Regions from separate parts of the Mus musculus genome. Here all the other regions are linked to region 1. The links are chromatin loops, found by intact Hi-C in ENCODE. Cell type or tissue: heart. All regions are shown on one strand. Each heading gives the region's core, and the rest is flanking DNA. Links, peaks and the distances in the headings are about the cores only.

Region 1 (8,171 bases), core at 1,626-6,625:
TATACCCAGTAAAATCGAGGAAGTTATGACTGATTCCATCATTAAAACAGAGAAAAATACAAACAAAACAAGGTAAGAACACCAGATGATGTGAATGCTGGAGGCACTGGTGAGCCCTGAAGGAGGGGGCTTAGGAAGAGTGGACACACACACGCAGGACATGGCTTGCAGCATTGATTAATTCTCCTCCAAATTACTTTAATCCCAGAACAAAACAAAACAGCAAATAATTAATCTTGGGTAAACCAAGTGTTCTTGGTGTGTGGGCACAGATGTGCTAGCTCTGCGTGTACGTGCATATGACAGCCAGACACTGACATCAGCTGCCATGAGCTCTCATGCTCTGAATCTTCTGAAGACAGGACAATTGCACAGGCTGACTGGTTAGTGAGCCCCTGGGACTCTTCTGTCTTCATCGCCCAGCACTAGGGTTGCAAGTGTTTTTATGTGGGTACTTGAGCCAACTCCTGGGCTAAAAATGTTAGTAGTTTTCTGCAATACACATCCATCCGTCCTCCTCCCCACAACTATTATAAGCAAAATACACTACACATTCCATAAAGAAGGCTACACTTTATTTGAAATTTAGATGAACTGGGTTTGTTCCAAGTACCAGGCTCTGCTGTGTTCTGCACAACTTGGCCCTGGAAACATGACTCAAGGGACACAAGAATGAAGAAATGACAGCTAGAAAAGCTGTGTGGGGTCACCCATGATACAATAAATCCCCCCAGAAAGTTCCTGTGTATATCACACAGGGAAGGGGCTAACTCCTCCAGAGGGAGGCCTCTGAGAAGCAGCACCCTCAGCATGCACACATACAGAGGCAGGAAGCTCTGGTTGACAGTTTCTGCATACACTGGTTTTAACTAAAGGCCAGTCACTCCTCACTAGTTCTGGGAACAGAGGAAAGCTTTGTCATCCCTGTGGACCTCACCTGGGGTAGGCTTTTTCCCTCCTTGGGTCTGCTACACTGGGGTCCTTGACACAGATTCCATATTAACAATATACTGTCAGCTGGGGCTTCACCTTCTCTCCATAAGGCTTGGTAGATCACCCAGATACAATGGCTCTTCCTTTGGTTTCCTATAGCCAAAGCTGTGGATAAAAACAAACAAACAAACAAACAAACAAAAAACCCCACTTCCTAAAAAATGTGAGCTACTTGCGCATTCCTGTTTTCCCAGTGTGTGGGAGGTAGAGCCAAGGCCGCACCCTATTGAAGGCCAGTCTAGAATACACAAAACCACCACCCCTTACAGTGACAACAGAGGCAAGACCCTCATCCTGAGAATTTCTGCTTTTATGCATCGATCTTAAAAGTTACTGAGAAATAAACCAGCCCTAGCCTTCATCTGTGTAGTGAGATCCCAGTTATTACCTACGCAGAAGAGCCCAGTACCTGATCAGAAACTCCACTGGTCACTTGCCATGTTGCCTCTGCTCATTGGCTCTGTTACAGTTTTTCTTGCTACCTGGCAACAAGGAGTTTGAACATATGACTTTAAATTTTGAATGAGAAATGACATTTCATAAAGATAAAAATCACAAGGAAGGGACTAATTTCAAGTGCTTTACACGCTGGCATTTCATGTATTAAGCTGATTGCAAACTGCTCACTGGAAGCTGTGTTTTATCTTGATAATTGTTCCACCTTCAAAGTTGTTCTTTCTAGATTTCACTTCATCACGAAGATCTTTGAGAAAATGAGTAAAAATTAGCATACCATACTTTCTTCTGAACATTTCTTGGCACAATTTTTGTTGTTGTTGTTGTTGGTTTTTGTTTTGTGTTGGTTTTAGTTTTTCTTTTTTTTGTTTTTTGTTTTTTGGGTTTTTTTGTTTTTGTTTTGTTTTTTTTGTTTTGCACATTTTGGGTTTTTATTGCTGATTACAGACTTTAACTACAAAATGTGCATTGCAAGTCAACAAGACGTTTTCATATGTCCAATAAAAGTTTAAAGAAACAGACAAAACCCACAAAGGACAAGAGAAATACAAGCTTCAAACAATAGAAATTAAGTCTCCACCGTCAAGGCCTGCCAAAAATTTGAAATAACCCAAACCGTGCAAATGTTCAACAGAGACCATGGCCATACATGGGATTGTAAATACTTGTCCCATTAAGGACAAACCAAACAAGTTATCAGTTATGTTGATGATCAAGACAAACAACCTCATTGGCTTACAGCAATATTTTCTGTCCTCTGTAAGAGTTTGTGACAAGTTCAAGAGGTTGGAAACCTGTGTTGCTTCAGCAGGGCGGTGCTCAGAAGTCCACATGGTTCTAAGAAACCATCCTCAGCCCCTGCATGGTTTTAGTTTTTCCGAGACAGGGTTTCTCTGTGTAGCCCTGGCTGTCCTGGAACTCACTCTGTAGACCAGACTGGCCTCGAACTCAGAAATCTGCCTGCCTCTGCCACCCAATTCCTGGGATTGAAGGTGTGCGCCACCACCACTCAGCTTCTTAGCTTTTTGGCACAATTTCTGTGCTAGAAATACCCAGTGAGATGCCCAGCAAGTGGTCCTATCTGACGCCTTCACCAGGCTCTAGTCCTCCTTAGCACCATTGGAACTACACACCCCTGCCGCCATGTTCTTACAAGCTCTTAGTAAAATGCCAGTGGTTACTTTTACACATACGCTATTACATGGCCATCCCATAATGTGTTTAACCACATTCTGTATTTTCAGTCTTGGTCTACTTCCTTGGCTTGGGAAAGCCCAGCACCCCTTTTCTGCACTGTCTTATGTGTTTAGACAGCACATATGTGTTTAGACAACACATATGCAAAGATTCCACGTAACTCCTCGGGGCCTGCGGGTGTAGCATGTTCACCAGGCCCCTTGGTACTGAAGTCTGTCCCAGGCTCTGCAGTGTGCCAGCAGAATACCAGGCTGCATTTATGCCTCTCACTCTCCTCCCCTCCCGTTTCCTTTTCCTCCATCCGCATCCCCCTTCTTATTGATTCTTACTGTGTTCCAGGACCTCTGCTAAGAGAGTGAAATTCTATCTTAAGTGAGAGGAAGTGCCACAGGGCCATCCTGCTTTATGGAAGATGAAAGGGAAATAACCCAGATGCTGAGCACCCTGTCCAATGTCCTACAGAGTCAACACAAGCCACTGGCTCTCACTTCCTGTGTGACTAACCTCTCTGTGACCCAGCCTCCTGATTTTCACATCTGAACCTCTGCACTTCCCTGTCTGGATTGCTGACCTCAGGAAGTGTCTGGATTCTGGTGCAGATACCATCCCTACTATCTGACTTGACATTCCTTTCTCTTTTTACCACATACACTTACAGGAATTGTTATTGTTCACAAATAAGATTTAAGTGGCAAAGCACTGTGGTGAACACCAATAACCCCAGTTCTGGGAAAGCGGAGGAAGACAGTGAAGAGCTAGAGGCCTGCACACCCTGCTCTGGCACACGCATACACACACACACGCACACGCGCACGCACACGCACACACACGGTACTTGGGAGGCACAGGCAACTCAAGCCCAGCTCCTGAAGCCTTTGAGAAGAGGCCTGGTGAACATGCCACACCTGCAGGCCCCGAGGAGTTACTTGGAACCTTTGTAAAATAAGAAAAATACATAATTTTATGTAGGGGGATATATTTAAGTGACAAAGATTTAATCAAAAGCTTTATTGAAAATAACAAAATAGGATTAAAAATGGAAAGATAGAAAGTGGAAGACAGCTAGAAATTGCAGCAGATTGTATACACTGGAAACAAAAGCACACAGGTTGCCCAGGACTCTAAAATGTACAAAGGAATTATGACTTATTATAATCGTCAAAAGGCTAATAATTCTGCCCTTGACTGAAGTATATGTGTGTACGTGTGTAGTATGTCTTTTAACGAGGGAGCCTAAATCGGACCTTTTTTTTTTTTTTTTTTTTTTTTTGGTTCGGTTTGGTTTGGTTTGCTTCATTTGTTCGTTTGTTTTAATTTTCAATTTACCCTCTGTGAAAGTCCCTAGTCTACGCGATGCCCCACAATTTCTTCCTGGAGAAGACTAGAGTCCCGTACGCTTCTGAAGAAAATCACTCCAGCGCCATGATATACACCCTTAGGCCTCGTCCCCCGTGGAGCCACACAGCCCCGGACCCTCAGCTTAGCCAGGGTTTAAAGCTGGGTCTATTTCCGGGTTTTGCTGGGGAGCGGCTGTTGCATACCGGTTAATGCATGCCTGGAAGTTTTGGACACCACACAAAATACAAGGTTGAAAGGTTGAAAATCATCTCGCTGAGTTTTGCCTACTGTCTTTCGGCTTCAATTGAGGTATATAACAATGAAAAGAAAAACTACAGAAATGCAAAGACAAAAAAAGGGGAACTGGAGGATGCGGGCATCGATCCCGCTACCTCTCGCATGCTAAGCGAGCGCTCTACCATTTGAGCTAATCCCCCTCCACCGGCATCTGGCCTTTATGTGCTCCCCTAGAGGAGGAGGAGCGCACTGCGAGGCATGGAAATTTGTTCCGAACATGCCTCATAGATAGGATTAAAAGGTAAAAGAAAATAGCAAGCTCTTTCCTTCGAGCCGGAATCGAACCAGCGACCTAAGGATGTCCACAGCCACAAGCCTACAGTCCTCCGCTCTACCAGCTGAGCTATCGAAGGGAGCGGCAAGCCGGTTGACGGAAGGGCTCCATAACGCCACGTCACTGCTCCGCGCGGCCGGGAAAAAGGTCGCCCCCGTGCGTGGAACGCGGGCTCGCGCAACCGCATACGTGAGGAACCGACTTAGTGGTAGTACACCCGTACTCTGGGACTGGTCGGAGAGCGCTCTCACTATGAGGTCGCAAAAGGTTGACGAGTACGGAAGAATACAGGCCCTTTTGGGAGAGAAAGTCCTCGAACCGCCAAGATGGTTAGCGAGTACAGTAGCTGAGAGTGGGGCCCCGGGCAAGACCGGTAAGTCTAAACACATAAGCATGGAGAAAACATTACTGTCTCCTTCGAGCCGGAGTCGAACCAGCGACCTAAGGATGTCTTCTAACGGGGAGTTAGCTACAGTCCTCCGCTCTACCAGCTGAGCTATCGAAGGGACACAAGAAATGTTCTGCCCCTTGACACTGAACACATCTCAATCAGGAGTTCGGTTGACAGAGGGAGCTGCGCATGCGCACTAGTCAGGACTCAGACGTTAGGGGCGCGGGTCGTTCTACGCATGCGCACAGCCATCGTTTTGCCTCCCGCATTCCTGAGCGGCCTAGAAAGGACCCTAGCACAAAGTCCTCGGGAGGCCCAGGCTCTGGTTCTCATTCTTCGCCTCGCCTGCCTGTGCCACCTTTGCCCTTCTCACTATAAGACTGTAGAGAACGATCTCATGCTGTCATCTCGAAAGCCCCTAGAGTAGCCCACGCCGACGGGCCAGTGGCGCAATGGATAACGCGTCTGACTACGGATCAGAAGATTGTAGGTTCGACTCCTACCTGGCTCGAGCTTTTGGCCCAACCGTGTTGGGCTAGCTCAGTACTTATAGCAGCCTGCATTAATAACCAGCCTGTCCCTGCTCCTGGCCCCATCACCCCTCTTAAGGCACGTGGCGCAGGGCCATTCATTAAAATACATTTTTGACATGGTTCTGAAGCGTTCAGAAAAATATTTTATCTAAGTGGGCCATTACTTGGCATTTTAAGACAGTAAAATGATAAGTGTTTGTCTCCATATTCTGATAATGTGCCCACACAGTTGTAGGGCTTTTTGGTTTTTTTTTGTTTTTTGTTTTTAATCCACCCATTGGCTTGGGTCTTTTCACCAAGTCAGGTGTTTGAGCAAAAGGAGCTAGGTGGCTGTTATCATGCCGACTAGATAGCAGCTGGTATCTTTAAAGTTGTTTAGTGTTTCTCAGGGTTAAAAAAGAAAAAAAGAAAAAAGAACCTTTATGGAAGTTGAGGGAGCGTTGCTTTCCTCCACGTAAGTTCATAGACAAACCAAAGAGCCGCTATCGTGTTCTTAGTTCATTTTCTTATTTTGCAAGGGTAGGAAACAAAGTGATTATTTTCAGGTCATTGTTACAGCATCTTTGCACTGTGAGAGAAACCATCACCCTCAAGCAACTTAAGAGGAAGAAGCACAGGGGACCAAGAAGTGGGGGATGATGGTGGTTTCTTTTATTTTTTTGTCTCTTATTACAAAATTTCACGTGAGCTACAGACACAGTCACACAGGGAAGCCGTAGGAAATGAAGGCTATAGTGTCAGGAAGGCTCCTTCCTCAGTGCCTTCAGTTCCTTTTTCTCTAGGGCCGTAGGGCTCCCCTACAAATCGCTGAGCTCTTGATGAGATACAGCATGCGCTTCAGCCCTTCCCAGTAAATGAGAAAGCCCATTTGTCTCTTAAATGGGGAAACAACACCTTAAATAGAAGAAAGTTCAAATGAAGCAAATGGCCCAAGAGAATTAAAAATAACATGAGTAACGGAACAAAAGTATGTTTCGAAATGCTTATGGTTCTCCTCTAGGAATCCAAGAAGGTATTGCAACAGTGAAAACCAGAACACAGGTAGCAAAAGCATCAGAGAGCAACTGAGTTCTTAAACCTTAAAACCAGGTCTGCTCAGGCAAAAAAATTATACGTCAGACATAGATGATGACCAAATGTGAAGATGTAAATCAGAGTGCACATATCTTGAAGCACATCAGACATTGGAAAGCAAAACATTATAAAAGTGAGAGCATGGAAAAGAGATCCAGAGAACACAACTCCCGAATACATGTTCTAGAACATAAAACAGGCAATCGGGGAGCAAAGTGGCCATCCATGAGGACTGGATAAAAACAGCCAAGGCTGAACACAGGCTGGTGAAATGTAAAACCCTTGGAGGCTTTCACCAATGAGGGCCCAACAAAACAAAAGACAGCAGCCTTGAACAAGAATAAGAATTGGTCTGTAGCCAGACCTAGCAGCAGCACACACTAAAAGGCAGTAGGGCAGGGCCTTTCTGTGAGAAGACAACTTTGAGACAAAATTGCCTACCCAATCAAATAGCACATGTGAAAGCAGAAAGGTCAAATTTGCAGGAGGCTCTGTGCTTGTTTGAATGAGAATGACCCCATAAGCTCAATATATTTGAATGTTTGGTCCACAGTTGGTGAATCTATTTGGGAAAGATTAGGAGGTGTGTCCCTGCGCATCAACTTTGAGGTTTCAAAAGCCCTTACCATTTTAGGTGGATCTCTCCTCTCATCACTCCCTCCCTCCTTCCCTGCCTCTCTTCCTCCATTCCTTCCCCAATGACCCACCTGGTGGCTATGTCACTTTCTTTCTACCATGATGGCCACGAACTAACCTTCTGAAACTGTAAGCCCCAAGTTAGATGCTTGCTTTTACAAATTACATTGTTCATTGTGTCTTACTACAGCAATCGAAAATTAATACAGTCTCTAAATATCTTTCTGAGAGAAAATAAATATAATTTGAAGATGTCATACCAACAAGTTCTCCAGGGAGATGAATCTGAGAAAGAATTAGAATACACATTTTTAATGTATACATTTTTAATGTAGAAATGGAGAGGGGGGACCTGGTACGAAAAACATCATGTAGTAATGCTGAGTTGACAGCTTCTGCCAGCACCTTTGGTAGTTCCAAAGCAAGGACTGCCCTTTAGAAGAGACCCAAGAAGGGCAGAAACAGTTGGGCCCTTTGTACCACTTTCTGGTTCAAAGGCTGGTAACATCTGGAGGATCCAGAACATTCTGTTAACTACTGTACTCATCGATGGACAGTGACTCCTTTCCTAGCAACAAAATTCTACATCTGCCACAGAAGTACTTCTGCAAAACAAAATATTCAAGAAACAAGAGCACATAGTATTTAAGGAAGAGAGAGAGAGAGAGAGAGAGAGAGAGAGAGAGAGAGAGAGAAAATCCACCAGCTGGATGACAATACTTCTCAGGCTGACAGTTGCTGTTATTGGGTATTATTTTTTTCCACTTAAGAGTTCAGATGTCTTGGACCCCAAAGTAAAATTGGCAGATAGTAGTGGGTCTTTAAGAGGGTCTTACCTAGTAGGAAGCTACTAGGATCTTGAAGCACGTCCTCAGAAGGATTGTAAGACCTTGTCTCTCCTTGACTTCCTGTTTTACATATATGCTCATTAGCTCTAACTGTCTACTTGACATAACCTAGAATCACCTGGAAAGAATTGTCT
Region 2 (5,000 bases), core at 1-5,000, 260 kb before region 1:
TTCAACAAAAGCCACTGATTATAAACAAAATGACAAGTATTTTCTGGAGTAACAAGGTTAATTCCAATTTATCATTTAAAACAATGTGTTCATTTGGCCAACATCAATTGTACTGTGCTTTCGATACTATACTTAGCACTAAATAAACTTCTGAGTTTTCCTAATACAAGTGACTTACCTGTAACCATTTTTTTTTTTAAGCACACAATATATTGGTACCCAGGTCACTGGCTTCATGTTCAACAACTTCTACCTACAGTAAAAGTTAAAATTAACACCAGGTATCAGCATATCTTTTATAATACGTGCAAATCACATAGTTTTCCCCATTCTCCCTGCTTTGATACATACACAAGCTGCTACAAAAATAATGCGAAAATGTTGAGACCAATCTACTATACTTCAGAAATCTCATCAACCCAATATACAAAGTCAAGATAAAAAAGCAGGCTGTTAAGTTATTCCTGGTTCTGACCATATTATTTCTACAAATCTCATGTTCTCAAATTAGAGCTATAAGTTCCAGCCAATGTCTCTGTTGTGGGAAAAGCATAGTCCAGCACTGACGTGAAGGGAGGCAAACCTGTCCCTTCAATGTCAAGCTCAACGAGGGTGGCGGCCACCTCCTGCACCAGCCTGCAGCTTGGCAGAACAGGATCAATGGGGAGAACACTGCTTCCTTGGTACAATTCTTCTTTCTTCTTGTCACCTAGAGCAGGCTGCCTGGAATGCTTTTTTTTTTTTAGATTTATTATTTATTATTTAGCCACCATGTGGTTGCTGGGAATTGAACTCAGGACCTCTGGAAGGGAAGTCAGTGCTCTTAACTGCTAAGCCATCTCTCCAGCCCCTGCTCTTACTCAAAGATCTTTGCTGGATCCCCTTTCTCTTCGCCTTTCTGGCTCATTTTCCTCTTCTCTCATCTGCTTGTTGATGCGCCCCCTCACATCCTGATGAGGCTTCTTGCTGTTCTTGACTTTCAGTAGCTCCAACTGGTCATTTTCTCGGTCACAAAGTCCTCAAAGAGGGACTAAAACTTCCTCTTCTTCCGGGGCTCTAGGGGCGTCTTCTCCTTAGAGAGGCGCTCCTGGAAGCGTCCCACTGCAGCGGTGGAGTCACTGGCCACTTGCTGGGCGCAGACCAGCTCCTCCTTACTCAGGTGTCTCGTTGGGTGCAGGCCGACTGAGTTGGGCATCTACATCTTGTGCACTCGGATCCGCGGTCGTTTTAGCTCGTTCTTGGCCACGCGTTCCTTCTTGGCCTAAATCTGCTTCCATGGGGTCGGGTGCCCCCAGGCACATTTATCAGCCATTCCATACTGTGGTTCCGGGCGAGCTTGCAGTCCAATCAGCACCGTCACTGGCCACTCACCTCGTCCCACAAGAAAGTGGTCTTCTTGGGTGGATGCTCTGATGACGCGCGAACTGCTGCCAGCGGGTGAGCAGCCGCGGCACGGATAGCAGCTTCCCGCGGGGCAAGCGAGTGGAGGGCACCGGCAAGCGCGCTACCACCGCCTCCCCCAGCGCACGGTCGGCAGCAGCACGGTGATGAGCAGCTGCGTGCTGTCCCGCGCCAAGGCCGGCAGCTCGGCCTGTCCGGGAGTGCGGTCCGGAGCCGGTAGGGTGCCAAGGTCGAATTCTTGCTCCAGCTCTTTGTGCACTGGGAGGCGCTGCAACTTCTCCGCCTCCACCTGGCCTGCAGCATCTCTGCGCTCTGGCCCTCCATGACTCCCGGTCCCCTCACTTCGGTGCAGCATACTTCAGAACGTACTTCATTCCAGGGGCACCCAAATACCCCCAAACCACAGACGGACCTCTGGACTCTTAATCCGGAAAAGAAGAGTTTATTTCCGGGGTACGTGGAGCCGGTTAGCAATGTGTGGTAAGGGAAAGGCCAGCAGAGGGCGGCATTGGAGAGCTGATGTGCTTAGAGGCCGGCCCCGGATTCGCAACCGAATGTGGCCTTACAGGCGCTGAGGGTTCACTGTATGAAGACTAAAAGGCTCAGAGACTGGCTAGGACTACGTTTCCCAGAGTGCAGCGGGGCGGGGAGTGGTCGCGGTAGGACGCGCGGGCTTCCCAAACTTCTGGGGCTGCTAGCTTTGTTGTTTACAGAGGTAGTATGCATACACACTGCGGGTAAATCAATTACAAAAGTGTTTGGGGCGAGACAAATTATCTCCCCAGAGTCATAGCCAGGTCTTTGCGCCCTAGGAGTGAGCGATTCCACGGATACACTTAAAGATTGATTGTTTTGCGACTTAGGGCAGGCTTCTCGGCTGTGCTGGGTGGTTGCAAGCTTAGGTTCCAGTTACGGCTGTGCCACTATTTGATCCTGAGATACTTAGTTAAGATTGAAAAATCGTGTAAGGTGGTGACTCTAATAGTACTCCTCATCCAGGACTGTTTTAAATGTGTACGTTAAGGAAGGCTAAGATACCAGTGAAAACTGGCTATCCGTTTTTAATTCAATACTTGTGGTGGCTTGGGAATCTAAGGCCGCATTATACCTGTCTCAATTTACTGTTTACTGTCATTTACTTTGATAAGTGTTTTACTCTAGTTCTGTTAATACATTGGTAAATATGGAACCTTAGTTAATAACTGGTACTGAGAAAGTTCTCAATAGATGAGATCTGCTGTTATTTTCACTGATGAAAAGGCAGACCTAGAAGGTGAATTGACTTAATAAGGTGAGACACCAAGGGAATATGAGTGCTATCGGCATAATGACCCTGGTGTTACAATGGGCGCGTTTTCAGTGTGATGTCATGCAAACATTTTGTTGTTGTTGTTGTTTGAATCATATTAGTAGACTTTTACTGAAGTTTTCTAATCTAGATCACATGAGGTTGAAGCAGAACTCAAACTTCAAATGCATCTGATGAGGCCTTGAATTCTTGATCTTCTACCTCTCTCCCAAGGACTAGCATTATAGACATGCAACACCGTACCCAGCCTCATTTCTAAAGCCAAGTTTTCAGTTAGAATACAATGTAACAGTTTTTAGTATAGTGCTTTCATACAAGTACCGTTGTTGTTGTCTTACTCCTTCACTGCCTTCCCCATCCCCCCTTAAATAGACATTTTAAAATGCAGACTAAACTGGGTATGGCATATGCCTATAACCCCAGCACTCTAGAGATAGAGGCAGAGGGTCAGGTATTCATGGCCAGCCTTAGTTGCATAGGGAGTCATTCAAATTATTTTTGTTTTGTATATCTCTCTAAATTTTCTCTATGGCTAAGGATGGTCTTGGAATTGATTTCCCTGCCTCTTCTTTCCAAATTCTGGGATTACAGGAAGGAGCCACTATATTCCTTTAACTGTAACCTCTTGATGCTAGACCAGATGTCTAAAACTACACAGCACAAAGCTTCCCCCAAAGTTGCTCCTCCTTCTGTCATCCTCTCATCCTCTTCCTCATGGCCTTTGCTGCCCGAGGAACCCTGCCATTGGGAATACCGTATCGACAATAGTCCCAGGTTATGTCATATTCATCCTATCTAGTAACTTGCTCTGATGATGGCAAGTTCATCTTTAACTTTTCCTATCTCCATATCTAATCAGTTCAAAAGCCTGTTGGCTCTCTGCTAGCAGGTCCAGGCGAGAGGAGAGAGCTCACTTCAGCCTCTCTGAGGCTGAGTGGGATGGTGAGTGTTGATGGCCCCAAACAAACACACCTGGGCCAGGAGTGTTGTCAAAGCAGAAACTCACTTTATTAAACTAGATACTTGCTTATATAGAGAAGGCAAGGAGGTGGGGGTAGGGATATGGGGTGAGATGACATATGTGATGGAGTGAAATGACGAGGGGTGTGGGGTTATCTCACGGGGCCTACATCAGCAGTAGCTAGGCAGAGGCAGTCTCAATCAGGTTGGTAGGTCGTGCTGAGTCATTCTCAAGTGGAGGAGAATGACGGGTCTCAAAAATTGAGCCCAAACCAAGGCCAAATAGGGCCCAACAAAAGGCTCGGTAGCTTGTGCCTGTATATTATGTCCTTCCCATCCCCACTGCCATGGCCTTACCTGATCCTAGCCTGGATCTCTTCTATCTCCTTCTCTAGATCATCCTTCTACTTTGCAAGCAACACCAGTTTCTAGCTGATTTTGACACACCCCTAGCCCTCTGTAGACACCATATAACCTTTGTGGCTATCAAAACCCAACAGCTTGCCTCAGAGAGCTGTCTTCCAGTTCCATGAGCTCCCTTGGTTCTATTGAGAACCTCGAAAGTTTTCCTGAAGCTTCCCCATGGAATTCCATGAGTGTGGCCAGAGCACATGCTTCTTTTGCACATGGCAGGCTCATGACTAACCTGGGTCCTGTTTGTTTATCACCTGGCTTCAAGTCACTGGTAGTTATAAGTCAGAGTACTCGCCTCACTTGTTCTACACACTCTTACTTTTCATTTAACTGTCTCTAGATCTCTAAAGGGGGAATGTAATGAAGAGTGACAGCTTTGTGACCTTTCTCATCAAATGAGGTTATTTTTTTTTAAAGATTTATTTATTGTTATATGTAAGTAGACTGTAGCTGTCTTCAGACACATGGGAAGAGGGTGTCAGATCTCATTATGGATGGTTGTGGTCCACCATGTGGTTGCTGGGATTTGAACTCGGGACCTTTAGAATAACAGTCAGTGCTCTTAACCTCTTGAGCCATCTCTCCAGCCCATTAAATGAGGTTTTCTGTTTCTTGTCCCCACTTCACCATGAAAAGGGATAAGATGTTTAAGGACATTAAATTAATACTTTTCACCATCTCAACACACGGTTACTTTGATTAGTACAGCTAGTTCTTAAAACAATTTTATCAGTCTTTAAAATGGCATCAATGTAGTTTTACTTTTTTCCCTAAGAAATGAAACTAATTTATTTGTTGTGTATATGGGCATATCTGTGCTATTGCACACATATGGAGATTAGAGGACAATTTTGGGGGGTTCTGGGAATTGAACTCACATTGGACCTCTCTTTCTCAATGCTGTTCAATTTCCTAC
Region 3 (5,000 bases), core at 1-5,000, 330 kb before region 1:
TGTTGGACATGCACAGCATGCGCAATTCTGCATCTTCTTCCATTCATCGTGTAAATTCCAGGAGGGCAGAGACCATCTCTAAATGCTCCCTTTGTTCTTCTAGCAATCCCAGGCACTACACCTCACCCAGAGCCAGTTTTTAATAAGCCAAGGAAAAATGAATCAAATATGTCATTGTTAATGATTTTTAGAAAACTAACAAAAACTTACTTGTAATTTTGAAGATATGAAACATATTTAGCACATCGTAAAAGTAGCCAATAAAAATTTCATTTAAAAAAATTTTTTTGTACTGTGTGTTATAGAGACTTTATCAGTTGACATGGATTGCTATGTAGAAATTAATAGAAGAACATACCAGGAAATGATAATTTTGTTTGAATGATAGAAGTCAGTCACAAGGGCTGGTGAGATGGCTTAGCGGATAAGAGCACTGACTGCTCTTCTGAAGGTCCTGAGTTCAAATCCCAGCAACCACATGGTGGCTCACAACCACCTGTAATGAGATCTGACACCCTCTTATGGTGTGTCTGAAGTCAGCTACAGTGAACTTATGTATAATAATAAATAAATCTTTAAAAAAAAAAAAGAAGTCAGTCACAAACCAAATAAGCTATGCATAATGGGGAAACTGGCACATGACAATCTGTTGAATCTAGGATTTTAGTACCCGTCTGTACAATGAAGTAATACTCAGAGAGAGAGAGAGAGAGAGAGAGAGAGAGAGAGAGAGAGAGAGAGAGAATGGGCAAAGAAGGAAGAGGAGGAGAGAAAGGAAAAGAGATAGGAAAGAGAGAGGAAAAGAAAAAAATCAACCACAATTAAGCCTGTTTTCAAAGGCAAAGAATGATTTTACTCAACTGGAAAAAGAGCTTTGTTTATTAACCTAGAATTTCTCTCTGTAACATGTATGAGAGCTTTAAGGTAAAAGATTTTTGGTTAGAACTCTGTCTTCACTTGTGGCATGTATCTAAATGTATAATTTTTTTTTCCTAAAGTGAAATGCAATCCTGATGATAGCAGTTACTATTTTGTGTTAATAAAGCGATTGTTGTTATTGTTGTTTTCTTGTAGGATACTGTATAGCACTAAATGCTATTTGCTGAAATAGACTGGTATCAGAACAGGTACTCTTATTTAACAAATATTGAATGAGTTCCATGGTGCGTGCAGTTCTGTCCTCAGTGGGCAGATAGCAGTGGATATAACTCCATGGAGCATGCATGCCGTTATATACAACATGAAAACTTATTAACACATGAAAAATGAGGAACACAATGTCAGTCATAGATGCTAGAAAAAAAATGTCAGGATAAAGTTAAAATCTGATGCTGTCAAAATTCTTACCCTTAGCTTCAGTTTCCTCATTTGTAAAGGTCAGCCTTGAAGGAAATTATCCAGATCAATTGAAATGACCTTGCAAGCTACTAACAACAGTGTGTGTGTGTGTGTGTGTGTGTGTGTGTGTGTGTGTGTGTGTGTGTGTGTTTTAATGGGATTGAATACAGAGATTTAGGCATCCTTATGTTTAACAGGCAAGTGCTCTAGTACTGAGCTACTGGGCTATCCTTGCTACTGATAATCTTGACCACTTGACTTTATACAGAAAAGGGAATTATAGGAGGCGAGGTGCCCAAGCCTCTTTCTGGAACTTTCCTGAACAACTCTTCCTTCACATCCACAGGGAGGACAGGAGTATGTCTGAAATTTTGTCCAAACTTCATTGGTCAAGCTCCATGTTTTGTAAGAAACTTCTTCCCAAACGGCTCTTTCCCCTAAGACAGGCAATTAGAAGGCATCTTCTAGCAGTTCATTCTCTAGAGGGAGGGATGTGCCTCTAACTAACAAGAAGCCACTATTGATCTTACTTCTCTACATGTTTAAATTTACTGTGGGTTTAAGGAGGCCAGAGCAGCCATCTCCATAGTGCCTACTTCCCAAAATATTCTGCCAACTAGTAAATAAATGGGATCATATAGGCTCCAGATGAATCCTATACTAATAGGACCCTTCACAGTGACGGTGGAACTAAATGATTAAACACGAACCCTAATTGGTGCCAGTGAATCCTTTATATATAGTGTAGGAGAAATCATTAAGTTTGAATTGTTGTCCCACTTTATGTTGATTATTTTTCCACTGAGAAGCATGCGGCTTGCTGTATGGCAGGAAGTGGGGAGAATCCCATAAGCTTTAGGGCTACTTAAATAAGAAGGAAAAGTTTCAAGGAACCAGCTGTTTGCAGGGGCATTAAACACCACAATCACTCCCCAGAGCAATTCCAGAGCTGCTATGTAAAAGGAAACTTTGAATAATAGTGTAGTGGAGATTTCCCTGCACTCGAAAAGTGCAGCACAACAATATAGACTGAGCTGACCAGAAATGTGAGCACGAGTGTAAAGGGCAAAGCAAAAGAGACATCCCGAGCCTTGAGCATCTAAGGAGCACCTCCTTAAATGCAGTGTGTAAGCTAACTGCTTGGTAATGTCAGTGCAATAGTAAGGTGAAAGCTTCATTTCTCACAGGTTTTTTTTCATTGTCTTGAAGGTTTTTGGACAGAGGGAGTTTCTTCTATATTTAAGATTCCAAAGTTGAGAATGGTTCAAACCAAGGGAGAAGATCCTCTTATCAATCTCACTTCAGTTTATTTCTGTCAGGTTGAAATTTCTCTTCATTTTCAATATTTCTGTTCATATTTCTTGTGGGTCAAGTAAGAACTGTTAACCTCTGTGCCAAGAGAATTACTAAAAGACACATTAGCAATAAGGATTGTCCTTCACTCTATTAGCAAGAGATTTAGTATAGAATAGGGCATTGCCCCAGAACAGTCTAACCATCAGCCTGCTGATTTTTACAGAGGAAGTTGTGCAACTCTGGAATTTTATCAGTGGTCGGGCCACCTGCAGAGCTTTCATTATGGGTACACAATGTTAGCCCAGCACAGTGTGAGCCCTGCCAAAATTTTCTGTTCCACTGACCATTTCATGGCTATTTAGGGATGGGTTCTCAGAAAACTCTGATTGCTTCATACTCCTTTGAATGCCTAGAGAGAGGTCATGGCCCCGTCTATCCGTTCTGGCAAGCAAAGCCCTCACAGCAGAGGAGGAAAGTCTTGTTGCTGCCAAAGCTAACAGTACAATGTGAAACAAAAGGAGATTTTATTTTTAAGTAGTAGAAGGGCACCAACTTAATTTCATTTTCTTATTACTTTGAATGATATAGACACAAAACCTATGGCTTATCAATAGTGAACAAAACCTCAAAGACTGAAGTGGGTAAGTTTATGTTGTTGTGGTTATGTTTGCTTTTTGAGACAGGGTCTCACTCTATAACGCAGAATGGTCTGGCACTCATTAGCTTTGAACTCATGTGAATGCTTCTCTCTCCTAAGCACTGGGATTGCAGGAAGGAGTGACTGTGTCTGACTAAAGACTTTTGTTGAGGTTAGGGAATGTGAGGCAGGGTCTCACTGTGTAGCCTTGATGGCCTGGATTGTATAGACTGGGCTGACCTCAAATTCATTACATTGTGTTTGTCTCTGTCTCTGCCTCCCAATTGCTAGGAATACAGGCAGGAGCCACCACTAATTATCCACTGAATAATAGAAATGTATCCTTTAGACTTGGTTACCTCAAATGTCAGTGGGAAACACGAAATATTCTTGATCTCAACATATCTGACTCCATTTCTCTTGGCTTCTGCTCTACGATGGGATGATAAGTTTATAAATAATGCTTTGTGCCAGAACTTAATTTGTAAAAAGACACTGAGTGATGACATGGACCAGAGCACCTCAAATTTTGAAAAGTATATTAATGCTCACACCTCCACCTTGAAACAAGAGGGCAGCACACTACACAGGGCCTTGCATGGAAAGCATTGAAGCTGATCAGGGGAAAGGAGCAGAGGTAAAGAGAAGCATAGATTGCTGGCTTCTACTGGCAGTACAAGGCAAACAGTTTAGAATTGGCTAATTAAAAAAAAAAAAAAGTCCAGTTCATTTAAGGGCAGAAGTGCTGTCCCTATGTCTAGTATCTTGCCCTTGGATGAGTTTGGATGGAGAAAACAGTGGCTTGGCCAGGAGAATATAACCAAGCAGGCTTTTAGGAGTATGTAAAAGGCCTATTTGCCAGGAAGTTCTTTACTAAGCCAGTCAATTAACTTGCTTTGGAAGGGTAGTATTTCTCTACTTAGAAAAATCTTCCCTTCCCAAAATGTTATAGCACCATAAAATATGAAAAATTATACAAAACAACACATACTTCTTTTTTATTATTATTACTTTTATTTTTTTACAATTTAGACATAGCCCTCCTCCATTCCTCATCCCATTCCTCCTCCCACTGTCTCCATGAGGATGTCCCCCATGCTCCTGCTGGGCCTCCCCACACTCCCTGGGGCCTCAAGTCTCTCGAGGGTTATGCACATCTTCTCCCATTGAGGCCAGACCAGGAAGTCTTCGGCTGTATATGTGTTGCGGGTCTCGGACCAGCTCGTGTATGCTGCCTGGTTGACGGCCTAGTGTCTGAGAGATCTCAAGGGTCTGGGTTAGTTGAGACTGCTGATCTTTCTATGTGGTCGCCCTCCTCCTCAACTTCTTCCAACCTTTCTCTAATTCAACCACAGGGGTCCCCAACTTCAGTCAAATGGTTGGGTATAAGTATCTGTGTTTGTCTCAGCAGTATATACTTTATATTAGAAGCAATGTGTTCTCTTCATTGGATCAAGCCTGTTTTGTATTAAATCCTAAGTACTTGGATTGATATTTGATATATCAGATCAACCAACACCAAAAAAAATTATTAAGTGTTAGCTACCATAATGTTCACATTTCTTGTATTATCACTATAAAGCTCTATGCCAAGAATCATATCAATTCTTCATTTAATCTTTATACAACTGATTAGGTAAATATATATTTCTATTGCCACTGTAACAAATTGTCATGCACTTAGTGGCCTAATAACACAGATTTGCCTTATAGTTTCATATGTCTGAGC

What was found. A loop is a pair of places that touch in the nucleus more often than their neighbours do. Peaks named below come from ENCODE experiments on the same cell type or tissue, not always from the same donor. Only the 100,000 strongest peaks of a DNase experiment are listed, where the experiment ranks them.
Region 2: a loop joins it to region 1, with 7 times the contacts of the local background. A loop is called at or near these places in 20 of 42 quality-filtered maps.
Region 3: a loop joins it to region 1, with 3 times the contacts of the local background. A loop is called at or near these places in 2 of 42 quality-filtered maps.

What each region holds. Positions count from the first base shown.
Region 1 is chr3:19,625,245-19,633,415 of GRCm38, reverse strand. It overlaps n-TRacg3 (a tRNA gene), which reads left to right and starts at 5,385; the gene lies at 5,385-5,457. It overlaps n-TYgta1 (a tRNA gene), which reads right to left and starts at 5,061; the gene lies at 4,969-5,061. n-TYgta2 (a tRNA gene) reads right to left here and starts at 4,634; the gene lies at 4,546-4,634. n-TAagc14 (a tRNA gene) reads right to left here and starts at 4,421; the gene lies at 4,349-4,421. In heart, for the core only: a CTCF peak has its summit at 4,455; DNase peaks (open chromatin) are centred at 4,145, 4,655 and 5,135; H3K4me3 peaks cover 2,266 bases; H3K27ac peaks cover 3,201 bases.
Region 2 is chr3:19,891,707-19,896,706 of GRCm38, reverse strand. It overlaps the pseudogene 4632415L05Rik. Among named protein-coding and RNA genes, the nearest start is that of Gm42190, 60 kb to the left of the region's middle. In heart, for the core only: CTCF peaks have their summits at 1,679 and 1,882 (motif pointing right); a DNase peak (open chromatin) is centred at 1,916; H3K4me3 peaks cover 2,620 bases; H3K27ac peaks cover 1,716 bases.
Region 3 is chr3:19,952,042-19,957,041 of GRCm38, reverse strand. Gm42190 (a long non-coding RNA gene) reads left to right here and starts at 3,088. Exons shown (of 3, transcript XR_880695.1): 1 at 3,088-3,275. It also overlaps a transcript of Cp not described here. In heart, for the core only: no CTCF peak of the experiment used is centred there; DNase peaks (open chromatin) are centred at 1 and 2,981.